Regions from separate parts of the Homo sapiens genome. Here region 2 is linked to region 1. Evidence: read pairs that join two places in POLR2A ChIA-PET (ENCODE). Cell type or tissue: CD4-positive, alpha-beta T cell. All regions are shown on one strand. Each heading gives the region's core, and the rest is flanking DNA. Links, peaks and the distances in the headings are about the cores only. Region 1 holds the start of PDGFB (platelet derived growth factor subunit B). Region 2 overlaps CBX7 (chromobox 7).

Region 1 (11,785 bases), core at 1,734-9,733:
AGAAATTGGCAGGATTTTAATCATTTATTCATTCCTTCAGCGAGCGGCACTTCCTGAGCAGCCACTGTATGCTAGGAGCTGGCAGGAGGCCCTTGAACACTCTGGACTCAGTCTAGTGCTAGATTGATGATCAGGCCATGACGATGCCAGGTGTGCATGCTGTGGAGCCTGGAACAAGTGCCAAGCCTGGTGGGCCTTCTGGAGGAGGTGCCTGCTACACCCAGCCTGGCAGGAGGCAGACGATCAGGTGTTATTAAAAAAAAATTTTTAGGCTGGGTGTGGTGGTTCATGCCTGTAATCCCAGCACTTCGGGAGGCTGAGTGGGGCAGATCACTTGAGGTCAGGAGATCGAGAGCACCCTGGTCAACATGGTGAAACCGTCTCTACTAAAAATACAAAAATTAGCTGGGCATGGTGGCAGGCGCCTGTGGTCTCAGCTACTCGGGAGGCTGAGGCAGGAGAATCGCTTGAACCTGGGAGGCAGAGGTTGCAGTGAGAAGAGATCGCACCACGGCACTCCAGCCTCGGCGACAGACCGAGACCCCGTCTCTGAGATGGCTCACTGCAGTCTTGAACTCCTGGGCTCAGGGGATTCTCCCTCCTGACTCAGCCTCCTGAGTAGCTGGGGCCACACTCAGATATATATATATATATATATATATATATATATATATATATATATATATATTTTTTTTTTTTTTTTTTTTTTTTTTTGGTAATTTTTTTTAAGAGATGGGATCTCGCTATGTTGCTGAGGCTGGTCTCGAACTCCTGGCTGCACATGATCCTCTGGCCTCAGCCTCCCAAATTGCTGGGAATACAGGGGTGAGCCACCGTGCCTGGGGAGGTGTTCTTTACAGACTGTTCCTCTGCACAGAGAAGGTACAAGAAAGGAGCCCTTAGCACAACATTCAGGCCCAGGTGTCACGCAGGTGTCACGTAGCATTCAGGCCCAGGTGTCTGCTGGGCCCTCTTCTGCCACTTCTAACCCATGTACTGGCACCTGCACTGCAATGATTTGGGTCTATCTCACTGAGAGCATGGGAAGTCCCTGAGTGCCGAGGCTGGGACTCCTTCCTCATTCCATTTCTCAGCGCTTCACACAGGGTCTGCAAACAGTAGGCGTTCTACGATGCTGCTCTGAGTAGCCTTCCCTCTCCCTCAACTTGTACCTAAGTCAGAGTTCATATGGGTCCATCACTTTTTAGCTGGCAGAGCAGGTTCCCACATATTAATGCATGTGGCGCTCACCAAAGCGCTGTGTCAAAAGTGTCATCATTGTCATCAGCATCACCTGCCAGAAAATTGCACAGCACGGTGGTCTCAGCATGTGGGCTCTGTAGCTGGACTGCTCAGATTCAAGTCCTGGCCTTACCACTTACGGGCTGTGTGACCTTGAACAAGTGTATTGGCCTCTCTGTGCTTCCATTTCCCCATCTGTAAGATAGGAATAACACATCTCACAGGAGCATGGAGAGGCTACAGGTAGAGTAAGAAAAACACTAGCTACCACATAGTCAGCTCACTAATCATGGTAGTTGTTACCATTCTATTTATAGAAGACACAGAAGGTCAAGGTCAAATGACCCAGCTGTCCGGTGGAAGAGGGTTTTTATCTCTGAGTCGTTAGACTTCAAATCTAGTGTTTGGGGGTTATCTCCTCGTCCCGCTGCCCCATCTCCCTTGTCACCCTGTCTCCTAATTTATCTGTTTATACATCTGGTTGTCCTTCTCAATGGGGCTCTTCAAAGGCAGGGGCCTGCATTAGGCTGGTTCACACCTGTCTCCCCAGTGCCTGGAGCAGTGCGGGGCCACCAGTGAACTTGAAGGCTGCATGGAAGGTTCCAGGCGCTTGCTTCCTGCTAAGGTGTTTTGCTGAGCGCCTCCACATGGAGGACCTCATGGGAGCCTCCAGACCACTCCAGGAGCAGGGTAAAAATTCTCTACAACTGCACTGAGGTACAACAAACTGCACACATTTTGTTGTGATGTACGTATACACCCATAAGCCCATCACCACAATCAAAAATGACAAACATTTCCATCACCACTAAAATTTTGCCATGCCTCTCTGTTCTCTCTCACTCCTTCCCATTATAGATTTATTTTTATTTCTTTAGAGATAGGGTCTTGCTCTGTTGCCCAGGCTGGAGTGCAGTGGCACAGTCACAACTCACTGCAGCCTCAAACTCCTGGGCTCAAAACGATCCACAGTCTCCTGAGTAGCTGGGACTACAGGAGCTTGTTACCACACCCAGCTCCAGTTTATAAATTCATCTCCAGTTTATAAAGGAGGAAACCGAGGTACTGAGAGGTTAAAAAACCTTCCTGCAGACACTTGTCCAGCAAGTGGCCACTCCAGGATTTGGACCAAGGTGATGTGTCTTCAGGCTGTGTCTCTGCCACTGTGCCACGCTGCTGGGTGGTAGGCAGCAGTGGGTGGGTGCCTGCAGTGGTCTGTAAAGACCACCTGAGATGTCCTTCCTCCTCTGTTCCACCCTGTCCAGGTCCAAGAAGACAGTCTATGAAGAGAGAGCAGGTGTGACTCTCTCAGTGTGCTCCTCTGTGAGAAGCAGGCTGACATCCCAAAGGGAAGGGCGGATAACAGAGACAGTGCAAGCGGAGGAGATGAGGGTGCCTCAAAGCCGGGAGGCTGGGTGATGCAGGAGCCTGCGTGTCCCGAGGGGGGTGCTGGGCCCAGTGTGAGTACGTGTGACTGTGACTGAGACAGTGTGACTGCTGAAGGCAGGGACACAGCAGCTCCCTGACTGGGGGCAGAAGGCGTTAACTGTGTGAAGGCTGGTTGTGGGTGGGTGGGCTCTGGGCCTCGAACCCGGGGGCTGAGGGAGATAGTAAACAGCAGGGTGACTGACGGGAAGATCATGTTGGTAGCCCTGCGAAGATGCTGCAGGGCTGTGGGGGTTTGTGTGACTTTGCAGTTCAACAAATTCAAATTCAGCCAACGCTGGCAGGGCCTGTTGTGCCAGGCAACCAGCTAGGAGGAGGAGACTCGGACCCAGCTTGCAGCTGAAGGGCGCTGGCTGCCGGGTTCTGTGGGTTCACCTTGCGGTGTCTTCCCTTGCTAACACTGAGTCCTTACAATAGCCCCATCTCCAGGTTGAGGCTAGATGGAGGGGACAGAGGGAAGTGACTTGCCCAAGGTGACCCAAGCTCCCGAGTGCCAGGGCAGGATCTGAATTCAGGCTCTCAGACTGCAGAGCCTGAGTCCCTCCCTGCCATGCCTGTGCCAGGGTGGAAATGTCTGGTCCTGGAGGGGAGCGTGGACTCCTGGCCTTGGCTCTGGAGACATCCCCCTAGACCACGTGGGCTCCTAACCTGTCCATGGTCACTGTGCTGAGGGGCGGGACGGTGGGTCACCCCTAGTTCTTTTTTCCCCAGGGCCAGATTCATGGACTGAAGGGTTGCTCGGCTCTCAGAGACCCCCTAAGCGCCCCGCCCTGGCCCCAAGCCCTCCCCCAGCTCCCGCGTCCCCCCCCTCCTGGCGCTGACTCCGGGCCAGAAGAGGAAAGGCTGTCTCCACCCACCTCTCGCACTCTCCCTTCTCCTTTATAAAGGCCGGAACAGCTGAAAGGGTGGCAACTTCTCCTCCTGCAGCCGGGAGCGGCCTGCCTGCCTCCCTGCGCACCCGCAGCCTCCCCCGCTGCCTCCCTAGGGCTCCCCTCCGGCCGCCAGCGCCCATTTTTCATTCCCTAGATAGAGATACTTTGCGCGCACACACATACATACGCGCGCAAAAAGGAAAAAAAAAAAAAAAAGCCCACCCTCCAGCCTCGCTGCAAAGAGAAAACCGGAGCAGCCGCAGCTCGCAGCTCGCAGCTCGCAGCCCGCAGCCCGCAGAGGACGCCCAGAGCGGCGAGCGGGCGGGCAGACGGACCGACGGACTCGCGCCGCGTCCACCTGTCGGCCGGGCCCAGCCGAGCGCGCAGCGGGCACGCCGCGCGCGCGGAGCAGCCGTGCCCGCCGCCCGGGCCCCGCGCCAGGGCGCACACGCTCCCGCCCCCCTACCCGGCCCGGGCGGGAGTTTGCACCTCTCCCTGCCCGGGTGCTCGAGCTGCCGTTGCAAAGCCAACTTTGGAAAAAGTTTTTTGGGGGAGACTTGGGCCTTGAGGTGCCCAGCTCCGCGCTTTCCGATTTTGGGGGCCTTTCCAGAAAATGTTGCAAAAAAGCTAAGCCGGCGGGCAGAGGAAAACGCCTGTAGCCGGCGAGTGAAGACGAACCATCGACTGCCGTGTTCCTTTTCCTCTTGGAGGTTGGAGTCCCCTGGGCGCCCCCACACGGCTAGACGCCTCGGCTGGTTCGCGACGCAGCCCCCCGGCCGTGGATGCTCACTCGGGCTCGGGATCCGCCCAGGTAGCGGCCTCGGACCCAGGTCCTGCGCCCAGGTCCTCCCCTGCCCCCCAGCGACGGAGCCGGGGCCGGGGGCGGCGGCGCCCGGGGGCCATGCGGGTGAGCCGCGGCTGCAGAGGCCTGAGCGCCTGATCGCCGCGGACCCGAGCCGAGCCCACCCCCCTCCCCAGCCCCCCACCCTGGCCGCGGGGGCGGCGCGCTCGATCTACGCGTCCGGGGCCCCGCGGGGCCGGGCCCGGAGTCGGCATGAATCGCTGCTGGGCGCTCTTCCTGTCTCTCTGCTGCTACCTGCGTCTGGTCAGCGCCGAGGTGAGTTGCCACGGCGGCTGGGGCTGGTTCTTCATTCATTACCTTCGCCCCCCCCTTCTGACCGCCCCCTCCTCTCCCTGCAGTGAACTTTGGACCCTTGCAGCCCGCGAGCCTGACGCCGGGCGCTGGGTGACCTCTTCGGGCTGGGAGCGAGGTCCGGGGGTGACAGGCTCTAAGGGAAGGCAACAGCGGTGGCTTTCTTTCCAACCGGCGGGCGAATCTGGCTCCCTAAGCCGTTCCGTGTCGGGGGAGGGTGTGTGTGGCCCTGTCCCCCACCCTTTGGGAACCCGAGAACAAGCCCCTTCCCGGCCGGGGGAGAGGGGGTGGGGTGGTGCCCAGGGTGCAGAAGGCAGCGCGTCCTCCCGAGCCCACTTCGGCGCCAGCCTCGGCTTAGGCTCTGTCCTGCCATCGGCTTGCCCAGGAGGTGCAAGCTTGCGCACCGGTGCCATCCACGCCGACCTTTGACGGGGCTCGGGTCCCACCCTGGCTCCCGGTCGGGGTCCGGGTGGACGCCCTCCGGCACGCGCAGGGCATGCCCGGCCCCAGAGCACGGTCTGGAAGCAGCTTGTGTCTCGGGCGCGGGGTTTGGGGTGGGAGTAACAGGGAGAGAGAGAGAGAGAGAGAGAAAGAGAGAGAGAGAGAGAGAGACGGAGAGAGAGACGGAGAGAGAGAGGGAGAGAAAGATAGAGACGCAGGTAGGTTTCGGGCACTCGGGTAGGGGGAGGACTAGGGGCTCTGAAGGAATCCAGCCCCCGGGGCGCTGTGTGCCTGAGGCCTTGCCGTACCTGTGCCCGCGCCCTGCAGGAGGAAGCACCTCTCTCCCCCGCATGCAGGGTGCGGAGCGCGCCGCCTGCAAAAGCCTAGCTGCACGGGAGATGGGGTATAAAAACATCTGAGGGAGCGCTGGGGTCGGAGCCGTCCCCACCCCTCCCAGCCTCACGTAGCCGTGAGTTGGCAAGTCTACCCGGAATCCAGGTGGGAAAGGGGGCGGGGCAGGACGACGCGCGCGGTGGAGGGGAGGAGAGGGCAGCCGGGAGCGCGGCGTGACTGGGTACCGTCCCACCTCCGCCCGGCTGCGGCCGGGAGTCCGCACCTCGCCCGCACCTCGCCGGCTCCCGGGGAGGGTCGGCCCCTGCGGCCTCCAGCCAGGCGCAGGAAGGAGGCAGCGGCGGCGAAGGGGTTAAGGCGGAGGGCTCGGAGGCCGCGGCCCGGCCTTGGGCTGCCGCCAGCGCAGGTTGTTTTGACCACGGAGGAGCCGTCGCCGTCTCCTTTTGTTCTCGGGGCTCCTCGAGGGCCGCAGGCCGCCCGCCCGGGGGCCCCGCCCTTCCGCGGCCGCCCCCCGCGGCCCGCACCCGGGAGGGAGGACGCGGGGCTCGGCCGGGCCGCCTTCAGGCCCCTCCCGACGCCCCCTCTCCGCCTCTCCCGCAGCCCCCCGGGCCGCGGCCAGCTGTTGGGGAGGGGGTGGCCGGCCGGCCCCAGCTGCCGCCTCGCCTCGCCGTGGGACCTGGGGGCTGGGCCCGGTGCCAGGGCGTCCTGGGAACGGCGGCGCCCCGTGGCTGCTCTCCGCAGCCCACCCCGCCCGGGCCCCCGACTCGCTCACTCACCCCACGCATGCACACTCCTGGCCGGAGGCGATGCTGCGCTCCGGCGGGCGGGCGCGCAGAGCGACGGGCACGCACTACCGCGGCCAGGTCGCGCGCCCGCCTCTGCCACGCCCGTGCACACGCGGGACACACGCGCGCGCACCGCACACAAACGCACGCACGGCCCCTGCACGCGCGGCCTGAGCACACGTGCGCGCACACCCACGCACGTACACAGGCACGCACGGGCCCCCGTGCACCCAGCGCCTGGTGCTCGCCCCCGCGCAACAGGTGGGCCCTCCGTGGGCCCTGGCACCTCACCACCTCTGTAGCGGCCCCATTTCCTTCCTGGCGTCCTGTGAGGGAGGGAGAACCTCCCATCAGCACCACAGCACCTACTTTTTTTTTTGCCTCGTCAGCCCGACGCCCCTCAAACCTTACCCATCTGTGACTCCTTTTTTTCAACCACCTCCGCGTGGTGGAAAATGGTGGTGATGTGACTCTGAGGGGCACTGAGCTGTCCAGAGCGATTCCCCCTTCACATAAGCCTTCATTTGAACCTGCAAGACTGGAGGGACCTGGCGTGTGCAACCGCGGAGGGGGCTCCCACCCCTGGCTGTTGCATTCTCTTGGCTGATCCCAGCGTGCCCCGGGGAGGCCGCTGACAGCTGGATGTTTCCCCAGCCTCCCCTTACCATTTCCAGCTTCGTCCAGCACCTCCTCCTTCTTTCCCACAGCTCCACGGGCTCGTGTATCTGGGGTGGAGGCTGTGGCACAGAAACTGCCTTTCTCCTCACTTTAGTCACAGCATTCTTGAACACATGGCCACAGGCGCGATGTATGTGGCACTTTGCAGTTTATGAAGCACTTTGCTGCTAAGCCTGAGTGAGCCTCAGGCTGGCCCTGGGGGAGGGGACCTGCATGGGGATGGAACCACGCAGGGGTCAGTCCAGGAAGGAGCTGTAATGGCCAGTGCTGGGAGAGTCAGGGCAGGCCTGCTGGTGGAGGTGGCCTTGGAGCTGTCCACGTCCTGGTCGTGCTCGGACTAATCTTTCAGCAGACGGCAGGCAGCCGTGAGGCAGGGCTGGGTGGAGGGCCTGCCGAGGCCTCTGAGGTGCCATCTCCACCAGCTGAGCTGGCTTCCAGGAGGGCGAGTCCCACTGTCACGTGACGCGTCTGGCCTCAGCACACTTCTTCCGGGAAAGAGTGAAGGGCCCCACTGCCCTTTGCCATCCAGCTTCCTCTGGCTTTGCTAATGGCCCTAGGGGGCAGGAGACCAACTGCTGGAATCCCAGAGCCCTGGAGGTGTGCAAGGGCAGGTCAAACAGAATTTGGAGGATCTGGTGCAAGAGCCAGGAAGAGAGAGAGAGAGAGAGTGTGTGTGTGTGTGTGTGTGCGCATCTGAGAGAGAGAGAGAGAGAGACTGACTGAGCAGGAATGGTGAGATGTTTATCATGGGCCTCGTAAGTACCTCTCCACGTCTTGTCTTCCCCTCCCCACATTGAGGAGCCTCTTCTGTGACAACTCTTCCTATGTTCTGGTTTATTTCATTGTTTATTACCTGCTTTCTCTACTGGAGTGTCAACCCCATTAGAGAGCTTTCCTCCTGGTCCCCACTTTTAGAACAGTGCCCAGAGCCCTGTGGACAATCAGTAACTATTAGTGCAAAGAACAGTTAGTGCTGGGTTGGTGGGGAGGGCAGGACCTGGCCCCCTGTTGCTCCATGGCCCCACTGAGTCCTCGCTTTGCTCTGCTCCGAGGGCAGCCCCCCTTTTCAGCCCTCTGGTAGGCATCAGTCTTTCAAAGCCCCCCATCTTGAGAGAGAAGCATGTCTGTCTCTCCTCTGTCTTGGGACTTGGGCTACCAGGATTAGACAGGACAGAGGAGAAGAAACAGAAAGAAAATCAGACTGCAAAGGTTCTGTGTATCTTTAGCTGGGGCTAAGTTTCTGCCACCTAAAAAAAAAAAGAGAGAGAGAAGATTGGATTAGTGCAGAGTTCCCAAAGAATGGCAGAATCCCCTGGCCCCGTCCCCTGGCTGGGATGGGGATGGGCAGTGATTGCCGTGGTTGCCAGTATTATAAATGGCTGGACTGGTTCCTCTCTTCCTGCTTTAATTTTCCTCTGCTCCTGCAAGAGGTGGGGAGGCCAGGGTTCTGGGCCCACGTGAAGGAGCAGAGGCTGAGCGGGAGGGTCCCAAGAGCAATAAAGAAGGGGAATGCTAGGTGGGAAACACTGGTTCTAATGGCTTCTGTGGTTTGCCCCGAGAGGGCTTCTTCAAAGGGGTTGGTTGGCTTTGGCATTCGATCTAAATAAGGCCTGCGACTCTCAGGCAGGCAGGCTCTGGGAGGCCTCATCAGCTTCTTCCTCTGCCAGCCACAGACAACGCCCCTGGTTGCTTGGGCCTGTGTGTCCCTTGGTGGGAATGGCAGGCGGGCCGGGGAGTGTGTATCTGTGTGTGTGTGCTGGGCCCAGGAGGAGGGTGGGGTTCAAGCCCCTTTGATCTGCCAGCCTGGTTGGGAGCAGATCACTCACCTGGCCTCACGCTCGCTCGTGCCCTTCCTACCTGCTGCAGCTGGCGCTGGGGGCGGGGTCGGAGGAGGCTGTTTACCTTGGCTCCCACGGCTGGCTTTGCCCCAGCTGCCTCCTCGCCACGCCCTCACTCTGCCAGAAACCCCGGGCCTGAGATCTTGGGACAGCTTCTTCAGGGTGCCAGGCCTCCTTTCCCATCTCTGAAGTGAGCTGTCCACCTGGAGGCCTGCGGAACCTGTGCCCAGGAAAACCAGGCTCCGGGCGGCTCACCTTCCCATACCAAGAAGAGCCTGTGACTCCCAACAGGTGCTCATGCTCGTCATCCCCAGAGCATTGCATCCTGGAGCTGAGCACGTGCTGAGTGTCCCCCCACCCTCACCCACCCCCAGCCCCGGAAGGGCCTTGTAAGCCCACACGGCCCAGGCTCTGCCAGTGTGGAGGTAGGGTACCATTTCCTGTGGCCCAGCACAAGGGATAATGCAAAGTCACGCACTCTTTCATGGGCAGGCAGCTCTCCACCCACTCCTTGTCATCCTCAAAAATGTCCTGTGCTGCTGGCCCTGAGCACGTGTGCCACTCGCTGCTGCCCACAAAGGAGCCATCCGGAAAGAATTAATGATGATGACAGTGACAACTCATTAAGCTCCCATTATCTGCTGGCAGCTCTGCTCTGTGCAATTATGCCTCCCAGTAACCCCGGGCGAGGTATTATTAGCCCCATTTAAAAGATGCAGAAGCCGAGGTTTTAGATTGTGACAAGATTCCAAGAATCCAGGTTGCCCTGGCATCTGGAGCCCTTGCTCTTTCCTCCGCTACAGGGTTTCTCAGCCTCTGCACTCCTGATGTTTGGGAAGGCCGTCCTGTGCCCTGAAGGGTGGTGAGCGGCATCCCCGGCCTCCCCCAACTTAAGATGCAGTGCACACCCCAAGTTGTGGCCACCAGCGATGCCTTCATACATTGCCACTGTCCCCTGGGGGCCCACTGGGCCCTGGTTGAGAGCCTCTGACGTGGGACATGCTGCAGAGTAAAGAGCCAACACGAACCTTGTGTGATGCTGAGGGCCAGTGGCCTTAGAACACAGGAGAGGGAGGCTGAGACGCCCCATGGTGGGCTGGAACAGGTGGGCAGTCTGGAGCCTGGGAACGACCCAGCTCTGCCACTTGCTAATTGTCTGGACCTGTTGCTGCTTGTTTAATTTTTTCTAAGCTTCAGTGTTCTCATCTGGAGGATGGGGATACAAATACTGCCAGCCTCTTAGGATTGGTAGTTTATACGGTGTTTTTCTCAGCGTGTGGCTTGTAGCTGGCATTCATAGATGTTAGTTGTGGTATTATTACCAAATCCGGGGGCTTATGGGTAGTTCTGGGCATCTAGTGGCCACATTACCAAAAGCATCTTCAGGGACGGTCTCCCTGCTCAGATTAAAAGGGACTCTAGTTGCTCATTTGCCTAGGGTTGGGGAAGAATATCCCAGGTGGCCCTCCTGGTGGAGGAGGCAGAAGAATCATACTGGACAGAACCTGGAAAATGGTAGACTCCTTCATGCATTTGACCAGTATTTACCGAGGACCTACTATGTGCCTCTCTCTCCTCCTCAGACCCTATCCTGGGCTCTTTCACACTCAGCCTTGGAGGGGCATCTCCTATGTGTCGTGGGCCTGGATCTGGGGTGTCCACTCGGCCTGTTCAGGGGTCTGCCTCCTCTGCCGTGGCTGGCAGCTGCAGCCGGCTCTCCAGTGGGCAGGGAGATCTTGGCACAAGCACTAAATGCCATTTGCTACTAGGCCTTTGGGCCCCTCCCCTGGGGGGTTAATTGAATCTTTACTCCACAAACGCTTCTTGTTCTCCTTCTGCCAGTGATCCAGGGAGGCCTGGCTAGGCACCCGGCTTTGGCGTTTTCTCTGCCCCTTCTAACGCCTCCTGGCAGAATTAGAATTGAATCGAATGTTCTTCAAGCCCCTCGATTCACAGATGAGAGCCAGGACCATAGGGGCAGTGACCAGCCGAGGTCACACGGCAGTTGGTCCAAAGGCGTGGGATTCAGCTCTCTGGCCTGCCAGTTCTGGGTTTGACAGAACTCTCAGGGGAAGCGGCTTTCGCTGGTGTTCACTGGAGACCAAGCCCTCTGTTCTGTGGGTTGGGTACTTTGTCAACATTTGGAGAGCACCGGAGGCGTGGTCTCTCTTCTGAGGTGGAAAGAATGAACTTGCTTGAGGGCGGGAGGAGGCAGAGCCCGGAGGAGATGGGGCCGAAAGTGAGGGGCAGCGGGGCCCATACCCTCCTCTGTCTTGCACGTGCAGCCCCTGGCTGCCCGGATATTGAAGGAAAGACCCTAGTTCTCAGCCAAGCCCTGCCACCTTTTTTTCCTCAAGTTGCCCAGCAGCCCTTAGACATTGGGCGGAGTTGTAAGCTCCATGTTCAAACAAAGACATGGAGACTCAGGGGTTTCAGGGAATGATGTAGCTTTAAAAGTGGTCACCCCCACCCCCCGCCCTGAGTCTTCTGGCTCCTGGATCGATGTGGGTGGCCAGAGTTGGTCATGGATGAACCCCTGGAGGTGTTGCTAGACCTCATGATAAGCTGGAGGAAACAGAGCTTTCGGGGAGAGCCCCCTGAGGCTGGCCACAGGGCTGAGACGACCTCTTCTCCTCTCCCTCGCTCCCCCTCCGCCGTCAGGCAGCGAGAAAGCAGCATCCCTTTTGTGAAGGTAGCCTGCACCGACCCCCTCTGAGCCCCCCGACCTTCGGCTCCGGGAATGTGGAGCGAACCAAGAAGGGAAGTCCTCCCTTCTTAATCCAGGGAAACTGAGGCAGAAAATAGTTTAACCCAAGGTTCTATAGTAATGTGCCAAGCCTATTGATGCCCTCTCCAGGACTGTCTGTCCAGACCGTGCAGCCCGAGTGCCTGTGCCTGCACGTGTGTGTTTGCACACGTGGAAGTCCGGTTCCAGCCTTTGAACGTGCAGCGACATCTTAGGAATTTTCTTTGCTTCTC
Region 2 (8,000 bases), core at 1-8,000, 100 kb after region 1:
ATGGGGATGGGGTTTGGAGGGCGGGGAGGAACAGCAACAGCAGCAAACACAGTGCGCTGACGACACATCAGGCACGCTGTTACTCTTGTAACACCCTCTAAACACTTGGAATACACATCTCATCAGCACAAGAGTCCTTTACAGAGGGGGACATTGAGGCACAGAGCTGTTCAGGAAGTTGCTCAAGGTCGCACAGCTAGCTAGGGGCAGAGATGGACTTGAACCCAGGCCGTGAGCCTGTCCCCAGAGCCCTGGCTCCTTTTCATCCTCTCTTGCCTGGTGTGGGGCTTACAGGCGCCCTCTCTCCTCCTGGCACCCGAGGGTCTCTAGTGATTGTGGAGTCTAACAAGGAGTTGGACCCAGTCACATTGTAGAGTGATATGAACCAGGACAACTCTGGTGTTGCTGGAGCCCTCAGGAGGCCCAGGCTGGGTCTGTCCTTGAAGTAGGTGACAATGACACCTTACCAGGACAGGGTGAAGGCACACTTGCAGTGGGCACTGGGTCAGCAGCAGTGGCCTCTGCTGGTGCACCTGCCCAGTAGAAGCGATGGCTCTGACCTTTTTTTTTTTTTTTTAGAGTCTTACTCTGTCACCCAGGCTGGAGTGCAATGGTGTCATCTTGGCTCACTGCAACGTCTGCCTCTTGGGTTCAAGCAATTCTCCTGTCTCAGCCTCCTGAGTAGCTGGGATTACAGGCATGCACCACCACGCCCGGCTAATTTTTGTATTTTTAGTAGAGATGGGGTTTTGCCATGTTGGCCAGGCTGGTCTTGAACTCCTGACCTCAGGTGATTTGCCCGCCTCGGCCTCCCAAAGTGCTGGGATTACAGGCATGAGCCACCGCGCCCAGCCCCAACTCTGACCTTTCATTCCTCTCCCCAGGTACAGCACGTGGGAGCCAGAAGAGCACATCTTGGACCCCCGCCTCGTCATGGCCTACGAGGAGAAGTACGGTGTCCTCGGCACCGCCGGGTGGGGCTTAGGGCCGGCTCAGAGGCTTCCCAGGAGCCTGCTGCTGGCTTGGCAGGGGTTGTTGGGGCAGGGCAGGGGTGTCCGATGGGGCAGGCCAGCCCAGCCTGCAGCTGGGTGAAAATGGTGGGCACTGAGTCCCAGGGCAGCTGAGGACCCTGGGGCCCTTTCCTGTTGTTGGGTGATCTCGGTCACTTCCTTTACCCACCCGGGCCTCAGTCTCTCTGCTGTCAAATGGGCCACCCTGAAGAGTACACCCATTTCCCAGGGTGAAACCTCAGAGGGGCCGTAAGAGGTTTCTGTTCCAGTGAAGAATGTTAAAATGCTTCACAAAGATGCCCTGTGTGCTAGGAGGCGGCACTGCCAGTTGTGCGGGGGTGACAGATCAGAGACGGTGTCTCTAGAGGACCTCTTAGGGCAGGAAGGAGTGTCTGACGAAGCTCAAGGAAGGCTGGGCAGGAGCGTGGGCTTTGGGGCTGGGATTTCTGAGTTCTGGCCTGTCCCCCTGCCACCTCCTGTCCAAGTGGCCCAGGCACAGTCTCCCACCTCTGCCAGGGCCCCTCAGGGAAGCTGGGCACACCCTAACAGTTCTGTGTGCCCTCTCTGGCCGCCCCCCCCACCAGCAGGCAGCCCAGGTCCCCTGCCTCTCCCAGCCCGCCTGCCTTGTGCGGCTTGGGACCATTTCACAAAATCATTTGTATTTGGCCCCTATGGCAACCTCCTGAGGCAGGAATGAGGGTTTTGTTTGACAGAGAAGGAAACTGAGGCTCTTACCTGGAGCCCAGAGCAAGGACCTGGCCAGGGCTGCCACCTCCAGGTGGGGGCTTTTCCACTGCCCCTCGCTGCTGGGTTCTTCTGGCTCCTTCTCCAGGAGATTTCCTGCCATGGATTCAAAAGACAAATTTTATTGTTCTTTCCTTTTAAAATCAGGGTGTCCCCATCCCAGGGTTTCTTTCTGCCTCCCAGGTGTGTGGTGGGGCCTTGGTCCAACAGGGTGCGACACTTGGGAATCCCATGGAGCGTGGTAAGGAGAGCAGTGGACAGGTATCAAAGGCCCGGATTCTAGTCCTCCACCAGGGACACTTTCCCTTTGGTCCGTTGGTGTCCTGCTGGGGATGGATGCTCAGTGGATGGTCAGACATTTGCAATAGGTGCCGTGGGGTTCATTGGTATGTGCTAAGCTCAGAGTAAGAGCCTGGCCCAAGGTCACACGAGGCCTCCACATTCTTTCTGTTGTCCACGTGACCTCTGTACTGGGGGCTGCAGAGAGTGTGGATGGAAAGAACTGAAGTGGGAGGCAGGATGAAATGACTGAATCTCCTCATTACTTTTGGCAGTTGTTTGGAGTCTCTGGTTGTGTTGTCTTATGTGTCATGTGTAGCTTCGTGGCATTGTCAAGTTGTGCTTTTTTTTGTTTTTTGAGACAGGGTCTCACCCTGTCTCCCAGGCTGGAGTGCAGTGGTGCGATCTTGGCTCACTACAACCTCTGCCTCCCAGGCTCAAGCAATTCTCCTGCCTCAGCCTCCTGAATAGTTGGGACTACAGGTGTATGCCACCGTGCCTGGCTAATTTTTGTATTTTTGGTAAATGGGGTTTTTTGTTTGTTTTTTTTTCTTTTTCTTTCTTTCTTTTTTTTTTTTTTTTTTTGAGATGGAGTCTCGCTCTGTTGCCCAGGCTGGAGTGCAGTGGCGCGATCTCGGCTCACTGCAAGCTCCGCCTCCCAGGTTCACACCATTCTCCTGCCTCAGCCTCCCGAGTAGCTGGGACTACAGGTGCCCGCCACCATGCCCGGCTAATTTTTTTGTATTTTTAGTAGAGACAGGGTTTCACTGTGTTAGCCTGGATGGTCTCGATCTCCTGACCTTGTAATCTGCCCGCCTCAGCCTCCCAAAGTGCTGGGATTACGGGCGTGAGCCACCGTGCCTGGCTGGTAAATGGGGTTTTGCCATGTCACCCAGGCTGGTCTCAAACTCCTGAGCTTAAGTGATCCACCCACCTCAGCCTCCCAAACTGCTGGGATTACAGGCGTGAGCCACCGCACCCGGCCTGAGTTGTGCTTTGTGTTTTTGATACATGGGAAGGCATCTGCTGGGCACTCAGAACAGGCTGGTTTTCATCCTGTCCCCCGACAAGATGGGACAGACAGGGTAGGAGCCGGTCCGCTCTCCCAGGTTCACAGAGATCCCAAATTCGGGGGAGTCTGTGCAGAGCTTTACTTGCAGAGGGACTAGCCATTCCCATCAGCTCTCCTGGGACATTCAAGGTAAATTGGATTGACAGGCTTCTGTATCACTCCCCTAGGAGGAAAAACTGAGCCACGTTTTTAGGGGGTCCTTAGGAGCACGTAGAGCAGAGCCCGCACATGGCCCTGGAGCCCCTTAAGGACCCACTGTTTTTGGAGATGCTGCAAGTCCCCCCTCAGCAGTTGCCCTCCACGTTTGTCAGATGGGAAGACCTTGGCCCTGGGAGTTGAACATCTGACCCCGTTGTTATGGCCCCAGCCAGGCAATGGGGAGGATTGGTGGGCAGGCCTGTGGGGAGTGTCCCCTCCCTGACAGACAGCAGAGGGCGGGCGAAGCGGATGCCTTCCCTTCCCTTAGATGTCACCAGTGTTTCCTTTTCTTCTGCCACCTGCTTCACACCCCAGGGAGGAGAGAGACCGAGCATCGGGGTATAGGAAGAGAGGTCCGAAACCCAAGCGGCTTCTGCTGCAGGTAACCAGCCTGCCTTTGTGCCTCCTTTCTCCCCCTGCCCAACCCCAAGTCCCCCTCTGCCCCTTGGTGCATTTGCACTGGCTGATTGAGCTGATCTGTGTCCCCTCGCCTGTACCACCCAGGGCACTGTGGGGTGGGGCACTTGGGTAAGTTTTGATGGGAGGAATTGGGAAAAGCCTGCGTGTGGGGCTGGTGCCCGGGGAAGACAGCCTGGGTGGGCGGTGCCACCTGGGAGGGGGAGTAGGCATATGGCCAGTGGAATCCTAGAATTCTCAAAGCTTAGAATCTTGCTGTAAGGAAGCCCTGAAAGCTTTGAGCCTTTCGATGCTCAGAATCCCTAAACACAAAATTATCACTGAGAATCTCAGAAACATAAACTTGAGAATTGAGGAAACATGAGAGGCTGGAGTTTCAGAATCTAAGAAACAGAATCTTTTTTTTTTTTTTTTTTTTGAGACGGAGTCTCGCTCTGTCGCTCAGGCTGGAGTGCAGTGGCGCGCGATCTTGGCTCACTGCAAGCTCCACCTCCCGGGTTCACGCCATTCTCCTGCCTCAGCCTCCCCAGTAGCTGGGACTACAGGCGCCCGCCACCACGCCTGGCTAAATTTTTGTATTTTTAGCAGAGACGGGGTTTCACCGTGTTGGCCAGGATGGTCTCGATCTCCTGACCTCATGATCCGCCCGGCTTGGCCTCCCAAAGTGCTGGGATTACAGGCGTGAGCCACCGCGCCCAGCCAGAAACAGAATCTTAGAATTGTAGAACTACAGCCTTGGAATGTCAGACCCCTAGAAGTGTGTCATTTTTGAGTGGGCCTCCTGTTCCAGCCTTCAGTCAGTTGGGGACCCAAGTCTCTGCAGCATCCCGGAGTACCCACGTCGTAGGTCTTGGGGGCCTTTCCTGACCTCAGTGCTTTGCAGTGACAGGGACGTGGATCTTGGAGCAGTGCAGTCACAGGTTGAGTCTCCCTGATCCAAAATCCAAAATGCTGCCATGTGCGGTGGCTCATGCCTGTAATCCCAACACTTTGGGAGGCCGAGGCGGGTGGATCACCTGAGGTCAGAAGTTCAAAACCAGCCTGGCCAACATGGTGAAAACCTGTCTCTACTAAAAATACAAAAATTAGCTGGGGATGGTGGCGGGCACCTGTAATCCCAGCTACTCAGGGGGCTGAGACAGGACAGTCACTTGAGCCCGGGAGGTGGAGGTTGCAGGGAGCCAAGATCATACCATTGCACTCCAGCCTGGGTGATAAGAGTGAAACTCCGTCCCCTGCCGCCCCGCCCCCCCACCCCAACAAGAAAAACAAGATCTGAAATGCTCCAGAATCCAAAACATTTTGAGCACCAAAATGATGTTCAAAGGAAGTGTTCATTGGAGCAGTCTAAATTTCAGATTTTTGGATTGGGGATGCTCAGCTAGTATATATAATGCAAATATTCCAAAATCCTAAAAAAATTCGAAGTCTGAAACACTTCTGGTTCCAAGCATTTCGGATAAGGAATGCTCTGCCTGTGTGTGGTTGTAGGTAAGCCTCTTCACCTGTAAAATGGGTATGAAGAGAATACCCGCTCTCCTTAATGTAATAAGACCCACCAGGCAGGATATTGGAAGCCAGAAAGTCAGGATTCTTGGTCCACTTGTATGTGGTCCATGTCAAGCGTCCTTGGCCACTCCTGATTAAAACCCATGGAGGCTTTCGCCAGAGGGGGTGGGCCTCCCTTCATGCAGTGGGCATGTTCCATTGGGTTTGGCATGAATTGAGCCTAGGAAGGGAAGTAACATCTCCTGGACGTCTGTGTGCCAGGCTGTCTGCCCAGTGTGCCTCACAGATGAATATACTCCATCCACATACTAAGCCTACAGGGCAGGTGTGTTCGTTATCTCTTCCCCTCTAACATGGCAACTCAAAGCAATAAACATTGATTATTTCACATGGCTTCTGGGGGTCAGGAATTTGGAATTGTGCTAGCTGGTTCTTCAGTGGTTCTAGTCTGGGCTGCAGTCAAGGTGTTGGCTGGGCTGCAGTCATCTGCAGGCTCGACCAGGGCTGCGGGATCTGCCTCCGAGGGGGCTGCTCACGTGCCATCGAGTCAGGGCTGGACGTTGACAGGGACTGGTCCTCACCATGTGGACCTCTCCAGAGGGTTGCTTGAGTGTCCTTACAGTGCAGCCACCAGCTTCCCAGAGTGGGTGACCTGAGAGAGAGAGCAGGGAAGAAGCCACAGTGTCTTTTATGCCCTAGCCTGGGAAGTCACACAACACAGCACTGGGTGTGGGAATGGACGGCGCATAGGTGTGAATTCCAGGAGGTGGGTGTGGTTGGGGCCCTCCTCGGAGGCTGGCTCCTACAGTCTCTTCATTGTTTCGCTGAGAAAGAAACTGAGGCCCAGGGAGGCCGGTAGCTTACCCAGGACCTGACTGTTGGCACCCGCGTCCCTTTAGTAGCTGTAGTTCTCTCGTGATGAGGTTGCCAAGGACGTAGAAGACCCTGCCTTGCAGAATGGTAGAATGTACTGGGCTTCTTTTTTTTTTTTTTTTTTTTTCCCAGACAGAGTCTCGCTCTGTCGCCCAGGCTGGAATACAGTGGTGCGATCTCTGCTCACTGCAAGCTCTGCCTTCTGGGTTCAAATGATTGTCCTGCCTTAGCCTCCCAAGTAGCTGGGATTACAGGCACCTGCCACCACACCCGGCTAATTTTTGTATTTTTAGTAGAGATGGGGTTTCGCCATGTTGGCCAGGCTGGCCTTGAACTCCTGACCTCTGGTGATCCAGCTGCCTCGGCCTCCTAAAGTGTTGGGATTACAGGCGTGAGCCACTGTGCCTGGCCCATACTAGGCTTCTGATGGCCTGTGAGCCCGCTGGGAGGAGTGGGTTTTGAGTCAGCTGCCTACCAGATGTGCCTCCCAGGCACTGCAGTATTTTCCCAGTCCCCTCCCAGTTTAGCCCTCCTCCCATCACTGCAGCAGCCGGCACCTGGGGACATGTGATGCCGTTAACAGGCACGACTGTGAGTGGGACCTGCGTGTGTCATCCCTTCCCTCAGCTTGGAGGTGTTTGACCTCACAGGTCCCATCTGATGGCTGCACTATCTTCCTGGGAGCTCCTGACCTCTGGTAGCAGGTGGCAGGAGAAGGTACTGTCCCAGTGATCCAGAGTCTCCCAACATCTTGGCACCATGAATCTTTTGTAGATTCATGTAAATTCTCCCCAAGTAAATAAGATAAATCCCGACATTACAAACTCCAGGGGTGGACAGACTTGCCCTCCAGCTCCAGATGTGTCGCGGGCAATCAGCAGAGCGGGCTGCAATCACAGAGCCCAGGAGCCCCCTGGAGGGGTCGGGGTGCATCTGCAGGCCAGGTGGAGCCCTGTCCCTTTGGCTGGATAGCATGGGCATCCGGGGCTGTGTGTGCTGCTGGCCTGGCTTTGCCCCAAGCAACTCCAAGAGCACACCTTGGCCCTCTGCCTGCACCATCTCCCGGGTGAGCTGGCAGTGTCAGTTTTGGAGGTGCTCTGGCAAGCAAAGATGCCTTTCCTAAAACGAAGGCTAACTCCTTAATGCATCCAGATTTGTTTCTCTTGGCCAGTTTTCAGTTTGTCCTTCTTGTATGCTTCTCTGCTGGGTATCAAAGGAGTAAACGCTGGGACGCGAGTGCTCTGTGGGGCCCAGAGGCAGGGCTGAGCTGGCCGACCCTGGGGTTGCCCGGGGCGCACTCTCTGGGCTGGGGTGGGGTGGGGTGATGGCCAGCCGTGGCATGGGAAGGAGTTGAGTGGGTAGACATGGCATGGGAAGGGCATTCCGGGTGGGAGGAACAGCATGAGCAAAGGTGTGGCGGGTGGGAGGGTGGGGCTGACCCGCGCTGCCCTGGCTTGCCCCCGCAGCGGCTGTACAGCATGGACCTGCGGAGCTCCCACAAGGCCAAGGGCAAGGAGAAGCTCTGCTTCTCCCTGACGTGCCCACTCGGCAGCGGGAGCCCTGAGGGGGTGGTCAAGGCGGGGGCACCTGAGCTGGTGGACAAGGGCCCCTTGGTGCCCACCCTGCCCTTCCCGCTCCGCAAGCCCCGAAAGGCCCACAAGTACCTGCGGCTCTCGCGCAAGAAGTTCCCGCCCCGCGGGCCCAACCTGGAGAGCCACAGCCATCGACGGGAGCTCTTCCTGCAGGAGCCACCGGCCCCAGACGTCCTGCAGGCGGCTGGCGAGTGGGAGCCTGCTGCGCAGCCCCCTGAAGAGGAGGGTAAGGCGGCCCCAGCCCAGAGACCCTCAGAGCTGGAAAGGGCCCTATGGGTCATAAGGTCCAGCTGGTTCAATGTCCAA

The links. ChIA-PET counts read pairs that join two places held together with the same protein. Peaks named below come from ENCODE experiments on the same cell type or tissue, not always from the same donor. Only the 100,000 strongest peaks of a DNase experiment are listed, where the experiment ranks them.
Region 2: POLR2A ChIA-PET joins it to region 1 with 11 read pairs; 7 of 35 experiments call an interaction of 5 or more read pairs at or near these places.

The regions. Positions count from the first base shown.
Region 1 is chr22:39,236,793-39,248,577 of GRCh38, reverse strand. It overlaps PDGFB (platelet derived growth factor subunit B), which reads left to right and starts at 3,596. Exons shown (of 7, transcript NM_002608.4): 1 at 3,596-4,677. The coding sequence starts at 4,615. RefSeq lists a silencer at 5,462-5,541 and enhancers at 7,407-7,666, 10,464-11,358, 11,359-11,785. In CD4-positive, alpha-beta T cell, for the core only: no CTCF peak of the experiment used is centred there; DNase peaks (open chromatin) are centred at 5,477, 6,497, 7,417, 7,667 and 7 weaker places; H3K4me3 peaks cover 5,600 bases; H3K27ac peaks cover 1,238 bases; H3K27me3 peaks cover 504 bases.
Region 2 is chr22:39,134,321-39,142,320 of GRCh38, reverse strand. It overlaps CBX7 (chromobox 7), which reads left to right. Exons shown (of 6, transcript NM_175709.5): 3 at 885-950; 4 at 3,619-3,685; 5 at 7,569-7,920. Among named protein-coding and RNA genes, the nearest start is that of CBX7, 14 kb to the left of the region's middle. RefSeq lists enhancers at 6,242-7,219, 7,326-8,000. In CD4-positive, alpha-beta T cell, for the core only: a CTCF peak has its summit at 6,987; a DNase peak (open chromatin) is centred at 7,010.